Linked DNA regions of Homo sapiens: regions 2 and 3 are each linked to region 1. A link is a loop called in an ENCODE intact Hi-C map of the cell type or tissue named here. Cell type or tissue: IMR-90. All regions are shown on one strand. Each heading gives the region's core, and the rest is flanking DNA. Links, peaks and the distances in the headings are about the cores only.

Region 1 (8,468 bases), core at 2,223-7,222:
AGTTTCTATAAAACTGCACGTTTCAGGGCAAGGCGGGTGGATCTCAAGGTCAAGAGATCAAGACCATCCTGGCCAACATGGTGAAACCCTGTCTCTACTAAAAATACAAAAAAATTAGCCGGGCATGGTGGCAGGTGCCTGTAGTCCCAGTGACTCAGGAGGCTGAGGCAGGGTAATCACCTGAACCTGGGAAGGAGAGGTTTCAGTGAGCCGAGATTGCGCCACTGCACTCCAGCCTGGAGACAGAGTGAGACTCCATCCAAAAAAAAAAAAAAAAAAAGCCAGCAACAACAACAAAAAACCTGCACATTTCTTCCTATCTTTATAACATCACATAAGCTGTTTCCTCTGCCTGAAACCCCCCATTTTTTTTGTCTGGTCAACTCCTTCTTATCCTTAGATCTCAACTTAAATGGTTCCCTAATGCATACATTATATGAGGTAGGTTTAATTTCTCTGAGTCACCCTCCCACCCCAATTAGATATATCTTTTAAAACTTGCATTTCTTCACAGCCATTTACACAGTTATAATTACTTCCTTATTTTGGTAAACACCAGTTAAATCACTGCCTTTTCCAGTATCAATATAAGCTTAGTGTAGACATTGATATTGCTGGTTATGCTTAACAACATACATAGTGACTATCTCAGTGCTTGGCACAAAGCAGACATTTCATAAGTACCTATGGACTGACTGATTTCATGTATGCAAAAAGAAGCAATTTCAATCATTAACTCTGTGACCTTCCATGTTACTTCATTGCTGCTATGTTCAGTTCTCATTTCTCTTCTTCTTCTTGAGACAGACTCTCCCAAATTTTTCTCCATCCACATGGAGAAAAATCTCCATCTTTGGGTGCTGTCCTGTTATCTCTAATAACCTCTCCTCCTGACCACAGCTGATTGCTCAAAGCAAAGGCAATTATAGTTCTTGTACAAAAGTTTTAGAAATAAGGTCAAGAAAGAGAAGCAGTCTCTCCTTGGTTAATTGATCTAATAGGTAAATAGGAAATTAATCTAATAGATAAAACACACAGGCTGCTGAACGGTCAGCAGCCATTGTTCATAGTTAACAATTGACAAAGTAGAGAAATTCCATCTCCGGAGGAAAAAGGATGAAGTACACATTCATAGAGGTGTGTGAAAAAATAATCCTGTTTTAAGTCTAGACTGTAGCTATTCTTGAGGTCCAATCTCTTTCCTATATTTGGGCTTCCTAAAGAAATTCTCCACATTGGAAATCTGACAAGATCTCACTGGGCAAAAATCAAGGTATCTGCAGGGCTGCATTCCTTTTTGTGGGCTTTAGAAAAGAATCTAATCCCTCCCTCTATTCTAGAGGCTCTATGTTTTCTGTGGCTAGTGGCCATTTCCTCCATCCTCAAAACTAGCAATGTTACCCTTCTTTCTAACCTCAGCTGAGAAAGGTTTTTGCTTTCAAGGACTCATGTGATTAGGTTGGGCCCACCCAGATAATCTCATGTCAAGGTCCTTACCTATAATCACATCTGCAAAGTCTCTTTTGCCAGGGAATATATCCATAAGTTCTGGGAATGAGGACAGGGACATTTTTGGAGAACGATTATTCTGCCCACCAAATTCAGTGTCCTTGAAACAATTTCCCCTATGTGTATATAAACTAAGTCAGGCTGAATTTCTGTACCAAAAAGACTCCCCTCCATAACCTCTTATGTGTCTTCTGTCTAGATTAACAGGAATCAAATTTCTAGGTTGGAAACCCAGAGCTTCCTTCAATGTCTTCTATTCATAGTACACATATCCAGTTATTCACAAAGTCCTGCACAATTTACCCCTAAGATGGCTTGACTTAATCTTCATTTTCCATTTTCATTCTGTTCAGCTATGTTTTAGTTCTGGGGTTAGACCTCTTTTTGTGACAATAATTTACAACCTGTATTCCCTGCCTATAATTTCTTTCTTTCCATAGCCACACTCCTTGTTAATAACAGAATTATCTTTCACTACTTATCATGTAATCACATAATGTTACAAATTTCCTAATAAAAAACATTTAACAGCCCTGAAAACCTTTAAATCAAATTGAGAAATTCACAAAATGATCAAATTTAACCCAGGGTATATTTCCTTTTATTCTGCCTTCTTTGTCCTCCCCTCCTCCTGAGTTACCTTAAGAAGTTAATGAATATTTATTTATGGCATAAAATGTTTGCTTCATCCATCATTCATTTATCCCTGCACTATAATATGTACTATTAATGGAGGAAAGAAATGAAAGTATAGTCTAGGAAGGTTGATGAAAATGTCGTGGTTCAGAAGGGAGAGAAATCTACAATAGATGAGATAAGCAGGGAATTCTGGATTGGAGGAAGTCCTGATTATGAAACACATATAAATTTTTTTTATTAAAAAGTATTCATTTCTTAATTTTAATAATTATTTAAATTTTTACTATCATTCTATGCTCTGAAGAAACTGTAGTGAATAGCAAAGTTCTTGCTCTCACAGAGGAGAAGACGATAGAGTTCCAGGGGAGAAAACAGACAATTAACAAGTAAATATGTATACAATTTTGGATAGAAGCATTGCAATAAAGAAAATCAAGCAGGGTAAGAAATTAGAGAGTTTAGGTGAAAGCTGGAAGATCTTTAATTGGGTTACAGGGACAGTCTCTGAAGAAGTGACATTTAAGAACAGATCTGAATGATAACAAACTTTCTGCTATGTGAAAACCTAAGGACACAGAACTTGAATGTAGGAACTAGCTGTGCAAAAGAGCATGGTTTGAAAATAAACATGTAGTATTTGAGGACGAGCAAATAAGGCCAGTATGGCAATAATGCAGGAAGCAAAGGCGACAGCCATGAAAAATAATATAAGAGAGAGAAAGATGTGCAAATCTAAAATAACCCTTGTTCACCATGAAATGGAGTTTGGATTGAATTCTATGTGCAATGGAAAGGCATTGGAGAATCTTAATGAGAAAACCTGCAATTTGATGTGCACCTTAAGAAGCTCACTCTAGCGACTATGGGGGGAATGGATCTTAGGGGAATAAAGAAAAAAGGAAATATTAGTGAAGGAGCTACAGCAAGAGTCCAGGCAAGAGAGCTGGTGGCTGAGGCAAGGAATGTGGCAGGAGATGTGAGAAATAATTGGATTTGAAACACGTGTCAAGGACTGAGCTGACAGGTGTTAAGGAACAGAGTGTAAAAGAGGAGGAGAAGAGGTCTAAGGATCGAGCCCAGGGTGGCACTCCAATGCTTAATGCTTAAGACTTAAGAAAAAAGTCAGCAAAGGAAATTGATAAGTCCTTGAAGGAGCCAGGAGAGGAGGGAGTGATACCTGGAAGCCAAGCGAAGAAAGAGCTTTAAGAAGAAAGGGATCTGCTATGTCAAACGAAGTTGACAGGAAGGATAAGGAAGAGGACAAGTTAAAGATCATTGATAACCTTAATAAGAGCCCTTTTATTATTAGGACAAAAGTCCTATTGGAATAGGTGAAGGAGAAAAGAGGGGTTGAAGCTACGGAGAAAGAAGCTCTTTAAAGGACTTTGCTGTGAACACAAATAGAAAAGTGAGTTTTTGAAAAATTGATATGAAGATGTTTGCTTGCCTATAGGATTTGAGATAATAATAAGCTTTATTATAATAGGGTTGACTATACTGCCAATGTTGATGACATCCCGTATCAAAAATTTCTCTGCATAAGTCTAGTATTATAGTAGCCAGCACACTATGTAATTAAAATGTTAGGCCTACATAGGAATCTTGACCCTGCTTTTGGTAAATGTGTGAGCTTAGACAAGTTAGTTAAGCTCCTTGAACAACTGTTTTCTTATCCATAATATGGGGATAATATTGGGCTTTTTAAAGGAGTAAATGTGATAATATAGAGAGAGTATTTACAGCAGTGCCTGAAACACTCAATAGTTGAGATGAAATATCATCATTACTGTTTAGTGCTTGACTGTTAATACCTTCTACAATCAGTGATATAGCCCATTAGGATTTTAGCTGCACCAAAGAGAACTATTTCTGTCTTGACATCCTCCCCCTTTATGTGTCTCTTTTTCCAAGCTAGACCCTAATATTATTTCCCATTTCAAAGCACCACAGGGGATATAGCCAAGGGGATGAAACGGCTGTGTGTCAGGCCACATACCAAAACACAGTGAGTTAATGTCATTTTAAACATAGTTTGCTTATGTGTAAATTAGCTTGCAGATTTTCAAGCTTCCTACCACTAATTACTAAATTAGTAAGAGTTACCCTGCAGGGAAAGCAGCAATGAGGAAGACAAACATGGCATTCTTATGTGACTGCTCATTTGCATCATTCCTACAACTCTGGCTTGCCGGAAGACAACCCCCTGCTTCTCCTAGTTAAATCTAATATGGCACTTACAGTTTTATACAAGAATATTAGGCAACAAATTAGCCCAAAGCTACAATTAATTATAATCCAGAGTCAACCCAGGGGAATAGAAAACTAAACACATTTCTTAACATTTAGCTCTCCTCTTGGCCCATGCAAATTGGCAAGATAATTTCCTAACTCAGGACCTGCAGGTTGAAATTTCAGCAAAGAAGCTTTGGTAAGAAAGCTGTGACATGTATGGTTTCTGATGTATATAGTCACTTGAAAACAGTACCTCACTTCAAATCCCAATTCTCACTGACTAACTTCTTGCCTTGAGTGAATCTATTAGTCAGGACAATCTTGTATGCAAGAAAGAGGCAGAAGTCCAATTCAAACAGCTTAAGAAAATATGTGGACACAGTTAAAGGGGAGGTTGCGGATAAAAATGCTTTGGGCATGACTACATCCAAGGGCTGAAAGGATGTGATCAGCAATTGGTCTCTGTTTCTTGTGTTTTCTTCTGTGTACATCATCTTCACTGTGAGCAGTCTCAGCAGAAAAAAATGTATTTCATTTGTTTATGGCAGCTTGAAAGTACCCCTAGAATTTAGTCATGTACCCACCCCTACACCAATCACTGTAGCCTGTGTTGTATTAATGCTGACTAAGTCAGGCCTGGGTTACAGGCCTAATGCTAAAGACAGGTGGCACCATCTTCCCCTAAGCCACACAGAATGCTGTTGGTTTCATTCCCCCAGGGAAAATCAAAATGTTGTTATTATCCTAAGGAAAGAAGTGTGAGTTGAGGAGTGTTAGAAAGGAAAATGCAACAGATGCCCAGTATTGCAAATGATGCAATTGCTTAAAGTTTGTTTCCATGTTTTTATATATATATATAACAACTATTATTATAGTACCTGTCTGTTTTAGTCCATTTTATGCTACTATAGCAGAATACTACAGACTGTATTATATATATATATATATATCTATGTATAATATATATGTTATATAGCAGAATACTACAGACTGTATTATATATATATAAAATATCTATGTATAATATATTTGTTATATGTATATGTATTATACATTATACATAGAGATTATATATATTATATATTACAATAGAGAGTATATATTATAAATAGATATATATTATGCAAGAGCTATTATATATTATATATAGAGAGAGATTTTATATATATATCTCTCTCTCTAACATATACCCAAGCTGGAACGCAGCAGTGTGAGCATAGCTCATTGCAGCCTTGAACTCCTATGTCACTGACCTCGATCCCTGTTGGACTGAACAAAGGATGATGGTACTCCATGTAGGTAGGGCTACAGGTTCCTGGTTAATTTATTTTTATCGTTATATATATATATATTGTAGAGATGAGGCCTCTCTATGCTGCTCAGACTGTATCAAACTCCTGGCTTCAAGGGATAATCCTGCCTCAGCCTCTCAAAGTGCTGGGATTAAAGACATAAGCCACCAAAACTGGACCCTAGCTTATGATGAATAGAAATGTATTTCTAATGGTTCTGGAGCTAGGAAGTTTGCAGGTGCTGGCATCTTGTGAGGGCCTTCTTGTGCATCCTCATATGGTGGAAGGCTAGAGGGCAAAAGGAAACAAATGCTGTGTCCCTATATGGCAGAAGACAGTGAACTCATTTCCACACCTTTTTTATAGGGGCATTAATCCACTCATGAGAGCAGAGCCCTCATGACCTAAGCACCTCCTATCCTCCTAAAACAGTTACATTGGGGGCTAAGTTTTCAACACATGAATTATGGGGAATCAGATAAAGGCATTACCTCATGGGATAAGAACATTTGGCAAAAACTACAGGCTAAATAATTGTTATTGCTTCCTCAAAGTTATTATGTGTATACATTACTATAGACCCTCACAACTGATTTCACGTTATCATTTCATATGTAATTACACACACATTGTATGTTATAAATAAATTATTTTATCCTGTTTAGCAAGTGGTTCTTTGAGCATATGAAGGTAAATATTTCTCAAAAGCACACATCATATTGCAAACATGGTTAGTGTTAGCCTTCCAGTCACCACACTCAAAATATCCAGACTTTTCTTAGATGAGTGAGGAGAATTTGGTTGGATTTAGGAAGGTCAAACACCAGGAACCTTCATCTATAAAACTCCTGATGATAAACCCCATAGAAAGGTCAAGCATAAACACAGTTGGTAACCCTGGTCAGTCATTCAATTGAGGTTATTTTATCTTACTAAATTTAACAAATTATCACAAGGTGTACTTAGGCCAATAACCTGCCTTAGTTTTTGACCATGTGATTTTGTAGTCTTTCTTAAATGTCATTTTAATCTCACACATTGTACCTACCAGGCTAAGTAATTCTATTAATAGATTCGAAAATATTATATATCCTCTTTTGATCTTAAATGTTTGGTAGGTCCTATGTATACACAAAAAGTAGAACTACCTGAAGAAGATTTTCTCTGTACCAATTGGTATCTTACTTTTTGAAAAGAGCAGGAAATAAACTAATACTGGTTTTAATAATAAAGGAAATGCATTGACCCATTTAGCTGGATAATCCAGAGGTAAGGTGAGAGATTAAGGATCAGATTGAATAGATTCCTATCTCATTTTTCTGCAAATAATTTAGCAGCTCTCTTCTCAATTTTTTCACTTTCTCATCTGACTGGCTTTTCTGTGGTAGAAAGATGCTTATATACGTTTTGGATCTCACATCCACATATTCACTATCCAGAGGAAGAGAGGGTAAAGTGCTCCAATGACGTAGAGAGTAAAAACAAGCTTTATTGTTAGAATTGTTATTCATAAACCATGAACAAACATATCTTTGGGTATCCCTGGCCTGAAAAGAGCCATATATCCATCTCAGATGGAAGGCATGGGCAGATGGGCTTCAGCCATTCAGAACCAATCTGTGATGGTGTCCCCCTCTTGTGTTCAGCTTCTTTTATTTAGCATGCTGTGTTGCAAGTTTATCTCTATTGCAGCATGCATCAGTACTTTATTCCTTTTTATGGTTGAATAATTCCATTGTTTTCATATACCACCATGTGTTTATCCATTCATCCAGTGATGAACATTTGGGCTGTTTTTTTACCTTTTATTTATGGTGAATATTGTTACTAAAAACATGCATGCACATGTACTTATGTCAGTAATTTCTTTTAATTATTTTGGATATATAGCTAGGGATGGAATCCCTTAGCCGTATGGTAATTCTATGCTTAACTTTTTGAGGAACTGCCAAACTGTTTTACACATTGGTTGAACCACTTTACATTATTACCAGTAATACACAAGTGTTTTGATATCTCTGTATCTTTGCCAACACTTATTTTTGTGTGTTTTGATAGTAGTCCTTCTAATGTATGTGAAGTGATATCTCATTGTGATTTTGATTTACACTTCCCTGATGACTAATGATGTTGAACATCTTTTCATGTGCTTGTTCACCATTTGTATATCTTCTTTGGAGAAATGCCTATTAAATTCCTTTGCTCATTTTTTTACATGAATTGTCTATCTTTTTGTTGTTGAATTGTGAGTTATTTTATATTCTAAATACTAGAACTCTATCAGAGGTATGGTGTGCAAATAGTTTTCTCATTTGGAAGGCTGTCTTCACTTTCTTGATAATCCTTTGATACACAAATTTTTTAATTTTGATGTAGTCAAATTTATCTATTTTTTCTCTTGTTGCTTGTGTTTTTGATGTCTTTAAAATCCATTATCAAATCCAAAGCCATGAAGATTTTCCTCTATATTTTCTTCTAAGCGTTTCATGGCATTAGCTGTTATATGAGATAACAATCATTTTGAGTTAATTTTTGTATATGGTGTGAGGTAGGAGTCTAAGTTTATTATTTTGCGTGTGAATATCCTTTCATCTCAACATCTTTTGTTGAAGAAATTATCCTTTCTCCATTGCATGGTCTTGGCTCCTTTATCAAAAATCAGTTCACCAAAGGATATGAATTTATTTCTGGACCCTCAAATCTATTTTATGCATCAATGTGTCTATCCTTGTGTCAGTACCTGTCTTGGTTACTGTAGCTTTGTGATAAGTTTTGAAATCAGGAATTGTAAGTCCT
Region 2 (8,468 bases), core at 1,953-6,952, 120 kb before region 1:
GTTTTAATTCCCAGAGATTTGATTTATATCAAACCAGCATACTGAGTTCCTTTCTCAGGGCAAAGGAAAAATGGAGTGGAAAGTGGAAGAAAGAAGTTATAAGTATGAATCATAAGACCAGTTCAGAAACAAAGACTGTAATCATGTTGTGAATTTTTTGTTTTCTTTGCTATTAATATGTTTGCATATATTTGTTATTTTTTCTCTCTCTCTCAGCCCCATACTATCTAATGTAAATGTGACAATCACATTTCAACCCACATCTCAGTATCTAAGTATTAGAATATCAAAGCCGGAGTAAAACTCAATTGGAAGAGCAATAAGTTTCTCCAAAGATGGACAGAATCCATTAGATTAGTGCTTCCTCTTTCAGGGAGAGATTAATTTGTCTTCAGCTGTATGTGGAAAAGATACAGTTGTGTATGAGATAGTGGCATCATATGAAGCAGAAGCAGGATATTGTTCATTTTATTTAGAACCTAAATATGAATAAAAGGAAATAAAAATGCTAAAGTGACAGAGGGCAGTGTACCAGAATGGGTGAATGAATGCTGTCCACATGGCAACATCACCACCAACCCTTTTTGTATTAGTTAAGGTTCTCCAGAGATACAGAACCAATGGGAAATAGATTTATTATGAAAAATTGTCTTATGCAAGTAAGGAGACTGAGAACTCCTATGATTTGCTGTCTGCATGCTGGACGCCCAGGAAAACCTGTGGTCTGAGAACTCAGGAAGTCAACAATATAGGTCCCAGTCCAAGTTCAAAGACCCAAGAGCTAGAAACACTGATGTCTGAGGGAAAGAGAAGATGAATGACCCAGCTCAAGCAGAGAGCAGAGAGGGGAAGAAAGAGAGAGAGAGAATGAGAATGAGACATTTGTTTCCATGGGATATTATTATTAGGGGTAAAAAAATCATCATTTTGCCTTTGTGTTCTGTTAAGGCCAAAAATATATCAGATGATGCCCACCCAAATTGGTAGGGGGATCTCTACTAAGTCTACTGATTTAAATGGTAATTTTTTCCAGAAACACTCTCAGAGACACACCCAGAAATAATATTTTATTAGCTATCTGGGCATCCCTTAGCTCAGTCAAGTTGACACATGAAATTAACCATCACAACCATCACTCCTATTAAGACTAGAAACTATACTTTCCAGAATCCCCTTTGCCATACAGGCCAGTTTTGAATTTTCGAATGAGAGGAAGTCATGTGACATCAACAGACAAAGTGAGGCAGAAGCTACTATTTTTGAAGGCTGTGGTAGTCAGAAGTGGTAGGCTTCCACATCTCTTTACAAGTTCGCCTCCTTGGTCTTGGTACTATGCAGATGTACTCATGACTGGTGGCTTTCTTCTCCAAATGCAGTGCTTTGGACTGTATAGTGACCATTTATGCAACCCTCCAAGTGTGATTTCTCATATTTTCATTTGCCCAGACCTCTCCCCATTTACATAAGCTCTAATTTTAGTTCCATAATACGTATAGTGGTTCTTTTCTGCTGATTAAATACAGATTAATGTGATATGTAAAGTGTAGTAGATGCTGTGCTAGTGTTAACTTATTATTTCCAAGTATTATATCTTTGAGTAAGTGCATCTTGGCTTAAATCTTCCCAAAAAACATTCTTGCTTTACTCAGTAAGACATCAAATTATGTACTAACAAGGGGCCTTTCTTTTCTATTAGAGGCCAAGTAATTAAAGCAAGTCATGATTTGACTTCAGTTAACCTCTTGACAAGATGACTTGTTGTGCATGGGTATAATGGAATGTCATCTACAGAGAAAGCAGACACTTTGACAGTTAAAAATTTGTCAAACTGAAGTTTCTGATCTGTGATAAATCACTTTGGAGCACAAGAAAAGTTTGGACTCATATATTTTATTCTAGACAAGTTGGCTCAATAGAAAGAGAGCTCAGGGCCAGAAAGCACATCTCCAATTGGTCAAATGTGCCAGACTCAAATGTTAATCTCTTTTGGCAACACCCACACAGACACACCCAGGATTAATACTTTGTATCCATCAACCCAATCAGGTTGACCCTCAGAATTAACCACCACAACGTGGAATCATATAGTTAATATGTGTTCTTATGTGGCTGGTTGCTTTGCTCAATATTATGTTTACAGAATTTGCTTATGTTGTTCCATTTAGTAGTAGCTCATTTTTAATTGCTGCAAGCATTACATTGTATAAATCTACTACATATTATTTATCTATTTTAATACTTATTAGAAGTCGGGTTATTTCTAATTTGAGGCTATTATATAGTGCTCCTTTCTTAAACAGTCATAAAATTTCATCCCTGAATGCTGAGCACAACTGAAAATATTTTGAGTCATCTAAAGTGGTTTTTTTAGGGCTCAGCTTTATGGAAGAATACAAGAGTTTCCCGTTACTCAGAGAGCATCTCAGTATCTCTCAGAAAATGCCCCATATTTACCCATAAAGTAACTTATATGTAGTAGTTTTTGTCTTGTTTTTGCCTTTGTTAGGAAAAAAAGAAAAGACAACTCCTGTGGTCCAGTTTATAAGCAATTTTTAAAAATGCCTTCACAAGAAGAGAATTGGAGAAGTTATACTGTTTTGTTCATAATGCAATTTTATCAATCATAGATGCAAGGTCCATTTTTATTGATTTATCTTTTTTTGTTTGTCTACTTTAATAATACAGTAAGCATCTATGAAACTGCCATCCAACTCACAAGGTAATATCTTGGCAATAACTCAAATCTACCTATGTTTTCTGACCAGGCAGGTTGAAATCCTGCCTTGTCCACCTGTGCTAACCAGTATTCTGAATCCTCTGTATATTAACTTGATTACCTTTTAGGGTAATCTTCTCTATACATGGCCTCCAGAAATATGATATTCTCAAGATTTTCTAAATTGTTACTAAAATATGCAAGGAATATTTATGTTTTGGAGCTTACAATGTTATTATATATTGCTGGGTTTCTGGCCACTATAGAATAATTGGTACTGGACCAGCTTTTCTGTTGTCAATATCTAAAACTCATTAACAATATTTGGGTCCGGGCACGGTGGCTCACGCCTATAATCCCAGCACTTTGGGAGGCTGAGGCAGGTGAATCACCTGAGGTCAGGAGTTCGAGACCAGCCTGACCAACATGGTGAAACCTTGTCTCTACTAAAAAATAAACAAATTAGCTAGGCATGGTGACAGGCACCTGTAGTCCCAACTACTTGGGAGGCTGAGGAAGGAGAATAGCTTGAACCCAGGAGGCAGAGGTTGCAGTGAGCCGAGATCACGTCATTGCACTCCAGCCTGGGCAGCAGAGAAAGACTCCGTCTCAAAAAATGAATAAAATTAAATTAAAATTTAAAAAATAATAAAATAAAAATATGTGAAGTAACTGTTTTCAGACACCAGACAACAAGCAGTACATGACAACAATCCCTGAGAAAACTCATAGAAAACTCGTAAAGTTCCTATTTTGTCCCATCTTTCTGCATAGGAACAGTTTCTAGAATGTTTCAGATATGGAATACAAGCAGAAAATGGTGGTCCTACTGAGCTTAGATGGCAGAGGGTAGAGTTCTAGGCTGCTGAAATGTCTCAAAACTGCAGGGCAAGGTACTAAAGAGAAGGGAGTTTCACAGAGAAAACAAATCTAGAAGTCTGTGGAAGGAAGTTAAAAGCAATTATTTGGCAGTGGCTAGACTTTAGATGCTTACTAGGGAGTTACTGCTATTGGGTTAGGGACAGAATAGAGATAAAAGAACAAATAAAGTAATGCTGAAAGATAATGCAGTTCTGGACCATGCCGAATAAACAGATCTTGTTAACACCATAGCCATCCAGGTGAGACACCAGATCACACATTAGGACTAAGGACCATGGTCTAGGGTAAAGTCTACTCTGGATTTCTACTAACAGAGACAAAACCAAGCCTCAATAAAAATGGCATGGTCCTCAGAGTTTGGCGCTGAGTCTTGCCAAGTTTGAGGAATTTGGCAAAACAGCATATTGGGCCATCAGCAATACATAAGAAATATTTGCAGGATAATTTGAGTATATTAGGTAGCCTTAGTACCCCTTATAGATACATTGATTAATCAAAGGAAACTTTGGATAGATAGTTGTTATAATGGATTTTTGTTGGCTTATTTTCCATTATCTACTCCCATTGTTCTAGTAGAAGTCCCCTGATATCCTTTTGAAAAGATCAAAAATATTTGACTTCAGTTTTGATGAGATTACCAAAAAAGATATCTTGCCCGACCCTGGATAAATGGTTTTCATTTCACCTAAGTGAGCCTAGCTGGGCTCTTCTTCTTTTCTAAGACTTTGAATCCTCAGTGAAATAAGTACAGAAACAAGCACAGTGAATTCATGCCAACATCGATGGCCCCAAAACGTAGTATATTAATCAAACTACTCCCTGTAGCATATGTCTTCAAAAATGATATAATCCTCCTATTATTTCACTCTTTTTGAGCCTACCTCTTTATGTTTCATTTCTTATGCTACCCAAGTCATTATAGTAAGTTTGAGTTCATAAGAAAAAACAATAAAACTGTTTTGCTTACGTGTCATTGTCTCTCTTTCTGTTGCTTATAGCCAAAGATCCTTGGCTAACTAGAACTAGTACTTAGAGATGTCTTCAGAGTTCGCTGCCAAGCATTGCATCATTGTGAGTTGTCAGCACAACTTCTCAGGAATTAAAGGCATCTTCTCATCTGCTTGGGTTTCATGTTTATGTGTGAGTTTATTGCAATAGGATTTGGACTTCTTCCAGCTGAACACAAGGGAGAAGCTGCTGAAGATGACTCAAAAGTCTTTTAGCAATTCTATTCCCTTCTTCCAGTTTGTCTTTGGATGAGCTTGGTTTATGCTCCTCTGTCTGGTCAAGCCTCAGCAAGTACATAATGTGACTATGACACTGGTTGTGAACAATGGTTTTGCGTATCTTCAGAAGTAAATTAACATGTTTAATCTGTTACATTGGCATCTCCCAATATAAAAGTAAAACCTAGTTACAATTCCCCAGTGTTCCAAGGGATCCACATTAAAAAATATTTTTTCACCAGCGCTTACTAAATTCAGACCAAGCAAGTTAACAGAATCACTCCTAGTTGTCCGTCTAAAGGTGGGAATTTTCAATTATATAAACAGTTCTAGGCCCGCATATGGCAAGGGGGGATGGTCAATAAAAGGGTATTTAGCACAGATACTAACTCCTTATATGGACTAAGGAGAGACTTTTCCAGAAAAGTGAGAGGAATGTTCTTACCCTTTGTTTTACTGTCCTTAGGGCAGAATTTGTTGGTCTTTCACTTTATATATTCAATGCTTTCGTTCAGCAATTTCCAGTATACAAGGTATTTTACATATATAATTTATATGAATGCTTACAAAGCAGAAAGAGTAAGAAGGCATAATTTCTCATCAAAGAGACTTTCAGCATTTCCACACAATATATGTTCCCTTCCACTGGGCACAATGAGGAGAGAGACAGCCTGTCTTATGGATTCAGCTTAAGAACATACTCATAGCTTAAGAACAATGGATAGAATCTTTTTAGTGCCATCTTTTCCTGTGAGGGGGAGAAAATAGCATGAAAGCCTCAGATTCTACTTATGGGATCATTCTTTATGTCTCCTAAACCTCATACCTGGCTATAGTAACTGTGGGATTCTTAAATATTTTCTCATTCTTTCTCTTTTAAATCATACATGGGGAAGGAGATGACAATGTATTGTGTCTGGCTCTTATTATTTTTATTTTAGGTTAGATTACTAGAGCACAACCCAGTGGAAATATGTGGTGGAGGTCAGTATAATTGTTGATACTGGTCAATGTCCAGTTAATATGGTTGATAGGATCTGGCTGAGTCTATCCCAGTCTATTTAATGTAACTCATGTAAACTGAACTAACAAGGCAAAGTGATCCAAACATTGAAAAAAACAGTTTTAGTAATCTGTAGACAAATCTTTTAGTTGAGAAAACCTATTACTTGTCTAAATTTATAAAACTTACAGACATTTGCCTAGTCCTCCACTTTATATGCCCTCACTGTATAACTGGGTTACAGACAAAACATGTACTCTTATTGACTCACCAGGAGTGTTCAGCTCAAAAACTCTGTTGAGGCATCCTTCCTAAAACTCTACTATATCTGGCCTGTTAGGAGAAAACTTGTAATCTTTTTCTCAAGTATAAAGATGGAAACCTAATAAATTCTGAAATACACACGATTACTAAATATACAGCTTTTTATGTAAATTAACATTGTATAATAATTTACTAAAGTGGTGTGCCTATAGAACAAATGTTCATAGATTAATGTTTCAGGTAGATGAAGTTTGTCCACATCCCCATTACCTTATGTCTAACCAATGGTTTTTAAGATAATATTTTTGGCAAGTTCTCTGTCTTCAATGAGAGAAAATTTTGATTTTTTGTAACTGGAGTTTATATTATTCTACAAGATTAAGGTAAAGTGACTCACTGAAAATATTACATTGACTACTGTTATGGTAATATTTTATTGTCATGGCACTATTAATTTACTAATATTTTGGACAAAAGGAACATTTTTCAGATAGACTGTCTAGAGGGCTCTCTTGATTAAGATTACTTTATTTCTGTTTGTGTGTTTGAAAAGAAACCAAGGAGAATATATATAATAAAATAGATAAAAGAGCTAAAAAAGGAAACACAATTATTTTTGCAATTTGAGTACTTTGTTTCTGATTAATTCTGATATACCACAAGGCGAATATAACTAATAAATCAAACGGAGTTAATCTAATTACAAGGAAATTCATAAAATAGGGATATTAAATGGCAAAGTCAATGATTGTATATTTACTCGTTAAAATGCTATGTAATAGTGGACATGAATGTTTGTGAAAATAATGTTTCATGTTTTGAGAAAACATACTGTTTGTTATTTACTACTCTAAGTGCTTCTAAACTCATTTAACCCTTAAAACAATCCTATGAAATAGATGCTCTTATTATCCCAATTTTATGATGAAGAGAAAGAGTGCAAGATTAAAGAACTTTCCCAAGATCCCACAGCAGGTAAGCCGATGGGGCCAGGTTCTGAATTCTGAATCCAGAGTTTGCACTTACACTGTCTTCACTGTCCGTGTTTCATCAGAGAAAATGTCTGTGATTTTCTGATTCTGCAAAACCAGAGCATTGCATTTGCTCATAAAATGCATGAACTGATTGCCATAGTGGTGGCAAAAAGACTATTTCTGGGGGTCTTTAGGAGAAAATGAGCAGCATTAAATCCTCTGCTTTACTGTAAACATAATTTTCTATAGAATAGGGAATGCCTTTAACTTAAAAAAAAAAATTTAAACAGCCTAGGAGGCTGAATACAAATGTAGTGGATATAGTCTATCTCTTTCCTACAGGTGACAGCTGAGGGCATGATTAGCTTCTGGAATGCTATCTACACACAAGAAATGAGTAGATTAACTATCTCCACTGCTCATTCCTAGGGCACAGACCTGCTCTGAGATAACCATAACTCTAAAATGCCCAATAATTTATCCCAGCTATATTAGAAACTTCTTTGGTAATTTTCTCAGTCTGGTAGGAAAGTTAGTGAAAAAGGGTACCTCTGTCCCACAAGAAGACATTTTTTTTTATTTTTAAAAATTCTAGCGCCTTCATTTTTTCAGGTACCTTTCTTTTGTTGCATGTACAAAATTCTGAAGAAAGGGCGAACTGTTTGTTTTCTCTGTTGAAACCGACCTTGCCCTTTCAGAAAATTACTACCACCAGTAAATTCACAGTATACTACTAGTGTAATGGAAAATATTTGAAACTATTTTTTGGGGGGGTAAGGTTTTGGATTTTTTTCTAAACTTTTTTTTTTTTAAATTCAAAGGTCCATGTGCAGGTTTGTTATATAGGTAAACTCGTGTCATAGGGCTTTGTTGTACAGGTTATTTTGTCACCCATCTACTAAGCCTAGTACCCAATATTTATTTTTTTCTGATCCTCTCCCCCCTCCCACACTCCACTGTCAATTTCCTGTGTTCGTTTGCTAAGGATAATGGCCTCCAGCTCCGTCCATGTCCCTGCAACGAATATGATCTCCTTTTTTTATTTAATGGCTGTATTGTATTCCATGGTTTATATATACCACATTTTATTTATCCAGTCTGTCATTGATGGACATTTCGGTCGATTCTATGTCTTTGCTATTGTGAATAATGTTGGAATAAAAATACACATGCATGTATCCTTATAATGTAATGATTAATATTCCTTTGGGTATATACCCAGTAATAATATTGCTAGATCAAATGGTATTTCTGTCATTATGTTTTTGAGGTATTGTCACACTGTCTTCTACAACGGTTGAGTTAATTTACACTTCCACCAACAATGTGTAAGCATTTCTTTTCCTCCACAACCTCACCAGCTTCTGTTATTTTATTTATTTATTTATTTATTTTGAGATGGA
Region 3 (8,468 bases), core at 1,953-6,952, 550 kb before region 1:
AGAGAGAGAGAGAGAGAGAGAGACAGAGAGAGAGAGAGAGAGGGAGAGGCATGGAAACTATACTGACAAAGAATGGAACCCTCCCACTCCCCTATTGCCCCTCCCTCCACCAGGTTCTATCACCTCACTCTTCATTCAGCCAAAGCACAAGGATTTAAAATTATGTCTTTTTTCTGTAAAGAATCATAATATCCCTTTAGGCATTACAAAACAGAGAACTGAGCTTAATACTAGAGAATAAAACCAAGAACCTGTCTTCTCTGCTGGCTGAAATATAGTATTTTCCCTTTAAAATAATGTTGAAGGAAGGTGAACCTTTAAACCTACAGATTTGCAGCCTAACACTGTAATTTATTTCTCCTGGCAACCGTTGCAATATTCCTAGATTTATGTAGAGAAGAAAAAATATAATTCTATTTGGAATGGACAAAACTCTAGAAAGAAAAAAACAAGTATTTTGGCTTTCATTGGTAAAAGGGGAAAATAGACTATGGGAATGTAACAGTCCATTGTCCAATCCTCTGAGGATTTTAGAAGGTAATTATAGGACAGTATTATATATTCAAAATATTCAAAATTGAGTATAAGGATCAGACTGCCCAAATACTACCAAATTAATCTTATCAACTAATAATAATGGATGAATGAAAAGGTTTAAAATTTGCAGAAGCATAGAAAAAATGACAGCAAAATAGTTATTGACTAACAAGAGCTTGTGTGCCGGGAAGGGGCATGTTAAATAATCAGCTTCATCTCTTTTGGGCTTGTTGCAAAAGCAAAGACATGAGAATTCTAAGTTTCTCTATTCTTCAGCAAATAGCTAATTTGTGGCTTTGTAATTTGTTTAAAAATGAGGGTCATATTTCATATAAAATGTGATGCTTATTAATGTGCAGAAAATATGCTGGTAGCAATAGGATGAAAAAAGCTTCTAAATCTGAACGAACATCAGCATAATATTTATTGAGGTTATATAAGTGAAACACGTGATAGCCTCAAATAATAGGCTGGCACTGAAAATTTTTACTGTAGTCCCTGAGACATTTCCTTCTGAAATTTAGTTGTTGGCACCTGATTATTGCTTCAGTGAGTTTGGCTCCCTAGGGATTAAGATGAGGAGACAATGCCAGAGTGCAGAAAAACTTACGTGATTTTTTTCTTTTTTGAGATAGAATCTCGCTCTGTTGCTAGGCTGGAGTACAGTGGTGAGATCTCGGTTCACTGCAACCTGCACCCCCTGGGTTCAAGTGATTTTCCTGCCTCAGCCTCCCAAGTAGCTGGGACTACAGGTGTGCACCACCATGCCCAGCTAATTTTTGTATTTTTATTAGAGATGGGGTTTCACCATGTTGGCCAGGATGTTCTCGATCGATCTCTTGACCTTTTGATCTGCCTGCCTTGGCCTCCCAAAGTGCTGGGATTATAGGTGTGAGCCACTGCACCTGGCCAACTTATATGATTTTACAAAGAATGGCCAAGAATAAACTTAGAGCAGCAATATTTTTGACTCCCAGATTCTCTTCTGACATCAACTCAGAGCTGGCTTCTCATTCTATTGAAATATGTTTTACATTTTTATAATCATAATTTTAAGTTAATATTTTTAAATTATAAAATAAAACCAACCTATGGTACAAAATTTGAAAAACTACACTTAAGCAAAGAGAACAACATAAGCATGTTTGTATCTTTATTCCGTTTTACCAAGGGCCTCTTTCCCCCATACATATACGAGGGTTAAGAAGGGGGGGGAACGAAGGAATGAAAATATAGGAATTTTGCATTTGTACTTACTGTTACATCCTGAGCAGTTCTACCTTTATGATTTTGTTGAAGTATCATTATTAATAGCTATTTTATATTTTATTATTATCTATCAAACTACTTCCCTACTGTTGGACACATTTAAATATTTCACAAGGTATATTAGTTATGATTTTCTTCAGGGACGCCTGTGACTCTAGCTACTCTCCAAATGTTGATAATCCCTGACTTCATATTGAAGTGTTTGGCCCTTTTTTAGGCAGGTAACAGGGAACCACTAGCAAGTTTTGGCCTCAGATTAGCTGAGGCCAGTATAATAAAGAGACATGATAAAAACGTACTGAGTGACTAATCTGAACTAGAATGTAGGATGTCTCAGAGACAGGAGGTACATCAGAACACTTGTCTGGTCCATGTCAGATTTTCTTGGCCTTTCTTCTAATTCTAGCTCCTGTTTGGGGGACAGCTTTATCTGTGTGCAAATGGCAGTACCTTGTTTGGGAACCATTCTCTATACTTCTTGCTTTGCCCAGGGACTTCTCTGCTGCAGGCCTGGGCATGCCTGATTGGCATTCAATACTAGCCACTCATGTATGTGCAACCCAGGATTTGGGGAAGTTAGCATATACAGAGCAACCTTTGAGTAATGTAGGACAGAAGACCATAGAAAAATCCTTTTCTGTTCTTTTTTCAGAAGATGGTTCAAAGAGGCATTTCCTAAGACTTCTCACCTGGCACTGTGGCCTAAGCAGCCACTTGTCTTGTAACCACCCAGTGGGTTCACCTTGCCTGCTGCCTAGACAGAGCCAATTTGTCAAAACAGGGGAATTGTCATGGAAAAGAGTAATTCACAGAGTTGACTGTGTGGGAGACCGGAGTTTTATTATTACTCAAATCAGTCTCCAGCATCTGGGGATCAGGTTTTTAAAGATAATTTGGTGAGTAGGGGCTCGGGAATTGAGGAGTGATGATTGGTCACGTTGCAGATGGAATCAAACGGGGTCAAAGTGAAGTTTTCTTGCTGTCTTCTGTTCCTGGGTGGGATCACAGAACTGGTTGAGTCAGATTATAAGTCTGGGTGTGGTGTCAGCTGATTCACTGAGTGAAGAGTCTGCAAAATATCTCAAGCACTGATCTGAAGTTTTACAATAGTGATATTATCCACAGGAGCAATTTGGGAGGTTCAGACTCTTGCAGCCAGAGGCTGCATAACCCCTAAACCATAATTTCTCATCTTGTAGCTAATTTGTTAGTCCTGCAAAGGCAGACTGGTCCCCAGGAAAGAAGAGGGTCTTTTCCGGAAAGGGCCATTATCAATTTTGTTTCAGAGTCAAACCATACACTAAATTTCTTCCCTAGGTTAGTTTGGCCTACACCCAGGAATGAACAAGGACAGATTAAAGGTTAGAAGCAAGATGGAGTTGGTTAGGTTTCATCTTTTTCACTGTCATAATTTCCTTAGTTATCATTTTTGCAAAGGCAGTTTCCGTCTCGTAGAGCAGTGGCAAATTTGATAATGTAAACTTGTACTGGCTCTCTTTCTCTTACCATGTCTCTCATACCTGCTCCTTAATAAACTATTCATGCATAGGCTTTTATCACAAGATTAGCCTTGGGAGAGCCCATGCCAAGGAAGGAAGGAAGGAAGGAAGGAAAGAATATAATTGCCTTTCCCCAGAGAGGCTTTCTCAATCTAAACTAGAATACCTATTAATATACCACACTTTTATCTTAGAGTGGTTACAGTATCTTTACATTTTTTTATTTGTACAACTACATATTTATCACTCTCTTCCCCCATTTGAATGTAAGAGCCTTGAAGCAAAGGCCATGTCATTTTGATTCACTATTATATCCCCGGTACTTAATAAAAATGTATCAGATAAACAAAATAGTGAATGTGATTTTAAAACTTTCCTCTAAACCCCACGCTTCTGCAGTCTAGGCTGTCAGAAGCTATACTCTCTATTACATCTTTTTTGGCGGTAGGGGTTATTGTCTCTGATTTTCTTAGAAAGACACGTGACATTAATTAGGATAAAACAGAATTTCATTGATCCTCCCATTTACCAGGTTTATTGTTGTTAATCGAATTTCTTCACTTCGATTTTGTGTATTCTAAGTAAAATCTCGTTTCCTCAGTTCAAGGTCCTTGTAAGTGCAGTTGATCTGTTTCATTGTGTCCCAAATTAAGACAATTTGGGAGTTTCCTGACCTCCCCTGTCCTCTTTCCAGAGGATTCTTAGAAGATTAGCTGAAGGCAGTATAATTAAAAAAAAACAAAAACAAAAATAAAAATGTGTTGAGTGCCACGGTGCTTTTTACATTGACATGCACAGTCTAGTGAGAGGAAGAATCATCCTCTGTATTTTACGCTGAAGAGAATGAGGCTCAGAGAGATTATGTGAAATACCCAAATTCACACAACTAATACGGGGTCTCATTCCAAAACCTGTGCTGTTAACTATTACATTTAAGAGCTGCTTGAATCCACTGAACTTCCGTTTCTTTTGAATCAACAGGAAGGATTTTTCCTGCCTTCTGCAGTCATCCTTAGTCCTTCAGGGCAGCGGAGAAGAATCTAATCAGGACCCCTGACCTTGTCATTCATTCTTTTTCTCACTCTTAAGTTAACTGCAGGCACCCTAGGGAATGGAATTGTAACTGCTTTGGACTTCAGAGGAGCAGGCCTAGCCAGAAAAACCACGTCAAAGTTCTCACAGCAAAACCAAGTGTAATGTTTTTTGGATATTAATGTGCTCTCTCTCTCTCTCTCTCTCTCTTTCTCTTTCTTTTCTACCCGCTCACTTTCTCTTTCCGTGTCTGCCTTACTTTGGGTGGAAGTGAGGGTAACAGAAGGAATAGAAGGATATCTTCATTGCACTTTATTTTTTTCTGAAATACAAATTTATTTAAAATTGGTCTCTGAGGATTTGCAAGTTTTTACTATTGGGCACTGTGACAGTTTAAACTGTAGCTTCTTGGCATTGAATCTAAATCTATGAAAATAAATCCTATTGGGAAGCTCATTTCTTAATTACAGGACATATTAGTATCTAGCTTTAAGAGTTTTGTAGTGGGTTAAAGAAATATTTTAGTTAGAAGAAAGCTTTCTCTTAATCTTTTTGCTATAGTGACGTCAATGAAGTATCATAACCATTAGTTTAAAATAAAAATAACATAAAGAGAAAAATGTGCCGGAACAAAAAGAGATGCTTTGAATACTTTGGAAATGAGTCAGAGAAGAAATATAAATTTTAAAAATAACAACTCTGTTTTCTTTTATGTGGAGTAAATCCTGAGGAAGACTCATATACTGCAGTGCTGATTTTATTCTAGGTAGAACTGTGGATAGGCAAAATTTTTTTGCATGTAAAAGAAAATTAGGGTGAAATTAACTCTGATCTGAATTGGACTTCAGTAAGTAACAGCAATTCCCAAAGTTAATGGTTAGATATTAAATTTTACATATTTGAGTAACATATTTAAATATATTATCTAAATTCATTTAAGACCTTCCCTGCTATGAAGAAATTTTACTTACTATGAGTTGAAATTGGGGAATAATGCAAATGAAGAGTCTCCCTGTAGAAAATACTTGAGTCCCTGGGTCTGTGTGCCGTGAAACTGTAGTGAGTCTTCACCATTATTCTACTCCAGGGAATATGGTCTCATAACAGCCTTTCCCTCCTGTTCATTCCCCCAAGGCTGTGTCACTGCATCTTTTTGTACCTTCAATTCAGGCCACCATGCCAAACATTCTTCACTTTGTAGATGTTCGAGGAGCACCTGCCACCCGCCAGGCACTTTGCTAAATACTTGGAATAGGGTAGCAGACAGGGAGTACAAGTGGTCTGTGTCCTCAAAAAGCTGTCAGTTTCGAGGAAAGTAGAGGACTGGGCAAGTATATTAAGAGTGAAATGCATGTTACAAAAAAGTTGGGGCCAGCCGTGGTGGCTCAGGCCTATAATCCCAGCACTTTGGGAGGCTAAGGTGGGTGGATCACTTGAAGTCAGGAGTTCAAGACCAGCCTGGCCAACATACTGAAACCCCGTCTCTACTGAAAATACAAAAAATTATCTGGGCAGGGTAGTTTGTGCCTGTAGTCCCAGCTACTCGAAAGCCTGAGGCAGGAGAATTGCTTGAGACTGGGGAGGCAAATGTTACAGTGAGCTGAGATTGTGCCACTGCATTCCAGCCTAGGCAACAGAGCAAGACTGACTCCATCTCAAAAAACAAACAAACAAATAAACAAACAAACAAGAAACTTGGAAGTAAAAGTTGCTGAGGAAGTAAATATGACAGAGGGAACTAGCAAAGACTTTCATGATTCTAGAAAAATGTATGATCTTCTTTTTGATCCCCTAGGGAAATGGAACATTTATAAAATAATAATGCTGATAATAATAGTAATGATGGTTAACTTTTGTTGAATATTTATTGTTGGCAAGACATTCAAGCAATTCTGTAAACCTTAATTGTATATTACCAAGTGAAATAAGCCAATTTTAAAAGGCTATATATACTATATGATTTCACCAGGCCCTTGGCACTCAATGAATAGGAAATATTTTTAAGAGAATAATGATGAGGATGATGATGGTGATGATGACACTGAGAAAGATGATGTAACCAAACATAGCTTTCATAGCCTTCTTTAACCTTACCTGCCAAAACATCAAAACAAAATTGAGGTGCTAATTGTAATACATAAAATGGACTTTACTATTTCAATGTTTTGCTCTCCTTTTCCTTTTCTTTTTTTTTAATATGAAAAGAAAGATTTACCTAGTTTTATCATTCCCTTTTCATTCTGTTAACCCTGACTATACCTTCATAAATAGCACTTTTATTAAAGTGTCTTCATTTGAGTCTTCTGGGGTGAAATCTGTTTTCTGCTGGCACGCTTACTGATAGAGAATATTCTAAGCACATTTGGCAAACCGATGTAGGACAGAAAGGCATTTCCAACTCTTTTGTGGTTTTGTTGTTGTGTTTGTTCAATTGAGCATAAAAATTACACAGTGAAACAGGTTGAAATGTCTTTTAGTTCTTACTCTGAGTTCCTACTTTGTATTTTCTTTGGACTGTTCTTAATACATTTTCAAGAAAGTATAATTTTCTGTTAAATGCACAATTATTTACAATTTTGTTATATTTGTGTGATTTTATAAAAAGGTCTCTTAGCCACTCTTCTCTTTCTAAAGAATTATACTTCAAATAGAATAATGAAAATAAATGGGAAATGGTATTTAAATATGTATATAAATATTTGTTATATAGCTGTCTCTCAAGAACACATATGGTGGTTAAATCATACCACTAAAAGCTATAAATCACTTTATTAGCCTAGACATTTGTTTTATTTACTGTTTCCTGAAACAAGTATGCTTTTAGGGTGGGGAATGATAAACATTTTACATTTCTGGCATTTGCACTGGAATTATCGGATTAGGGTTTAACCTACTGCCCACAGGTTATTTAGTTGTTCTTTTCTATGATGCAAGCTGGGATTAGGTCAAATGCATCCTATTGGTTACCTTTTTCTCTCATAGACACATCTGTAACTGTTACATTGATTAACTTGATTGTAGCTGTCACTTTGAACATTTTTAGAAAATTCATATGTGAAAACTGAAGTCTGCAGATTACTTAGTGGAGGATTACTTGGATTGCCTTGTAGCACTATCCGGATAACCTTGGACAGACCCTTTAATATCTCTGAATTACAGTATCCCCTCCTGTGGGATGGGAATGATAATACCTTCCTACACAGAAAACTCATTGTGGAGCATGATGCAAATGTAAGGGGAGAGCCATTTAACTCTATATTTAGAAAGATTCATTTGATAGTGTTATTTAATGTCTTATGGTCCCTGGAGACTCAAAACACTCTGAAAAATATTCCAGCTAGTTTCAGTTGGAAGTTCTAACCTTAGAAAGTAAACCATGTGGAAAGTGTTTCATGGTTTATATTTGAATAAATTTTTTGCTTGAAAGCTCATAAAATTTCATATATGTATATATATATTCACACACACATATAAAATCATTTTTGGTATCCTTCTACTTTTCCCTTCCTTTGGTAACAAATAATATTTTTTGCAAAATGAACAATGCTTCAAATTGAGCATTTTTCTTTCATGTCTAGGATCTTCAAGGGGAAAACTTGGGAAATATATTCCTGTTTGGTATGACTTTCCTGTAGACATTTCAGAACTGCAGAACCATTATGGGGAACTTTTTTTTTTATGCAATAGCATTTCTTTTGAATAGTTCTCTTTTTCCCAAAGAATGTTTCCTCCTGGATTTTCTCAGCTGGTACTTTGGTATTTATGGCCTAAGTGATTTAGTAAATGTAAGAAAACGATGTTCACTGGTCAGTGTAAGAGGGAATATGAGGAATCTGTGTCTGTAAGCTGAATAAATACATTTAGCTGTATTGAAATTAACCTCTGTAGCCTGGAGCCAGAATGTGGAATATAAAGAAACAAAGATGTGGGATAATATACATTCTAGATAGATAAATGACCCATGGACTCATATATTATCAAGGTGTAGATTTTCTACAGTGGATTTCAAGTCCTGAACTTTTTACGCCTCTCCATTCTTCATATTTTGAAATAAAATTCTCTCTTTTTAAAAAACAGATAATATGTGATAAAGGAATAACAATAGGCAATTCTATTAGTCAAGAAAGGCTG

Evidence for each region. Peaks named below come from ENCODE experiments on the same cell type or tissue, not always from the same donor. Only the 100,000 strongest peaks of a DNase experiment are listed, where the experiment ranks them.
Region 2: it touches region 1 in a loop (5-fold over the local background); 3 of 110 quality-filtered maps call a loop at or near these places.
Region 3: a loop joins it to region 1, with 2.5 times the contacts of the local background. A loop is called at or near these places in 2 of 110 quality-filtered maps.

Annotation. Positions count from the first base shown.
Region 1 is chr5:144,694,487-144,702,954 of GRCh38, reverse strand. No RefSeq gene overlaps it. Among named protein-coding and RNA genes, the nearest start is that of KCTD16, 530 kb to the right of the region's middle. In IMR-90, for the core only: a CTCF peak has its summit at 5,049; a DNase peak (open chromatin) is centred at 4,804; H3K27ac peaks cover 163 bases.
Region 2 is chr5:144,809,225-144,817,692 of GRCh38, reverse strand. No RefSeq gene overlaps it. Among named protein-coding and RNA genes, the nearest start is that of KCTD16, 640 kb to the right of the region's middle. In IMR-90, for the core only: no CTCF peak of the experiment used is centred there; a DNase peak (open chromatin) is centred at 4,772.
Region 3 is chr5:145,241,493-145,249,960 of GRCh38, reverse strand. It overlaps a transcript of PRELID2 not described here. Among named protein-coding and RNA genes, the nearest start is that of PRELID2, 590 kb to the left of the region's middle. In IMR-90, for the core only: no CTCF peak of the experiment used is centred there; a DNase peak (open chromatin) is centred at 4,940; H3K27ac peaks cover 1,155 bases.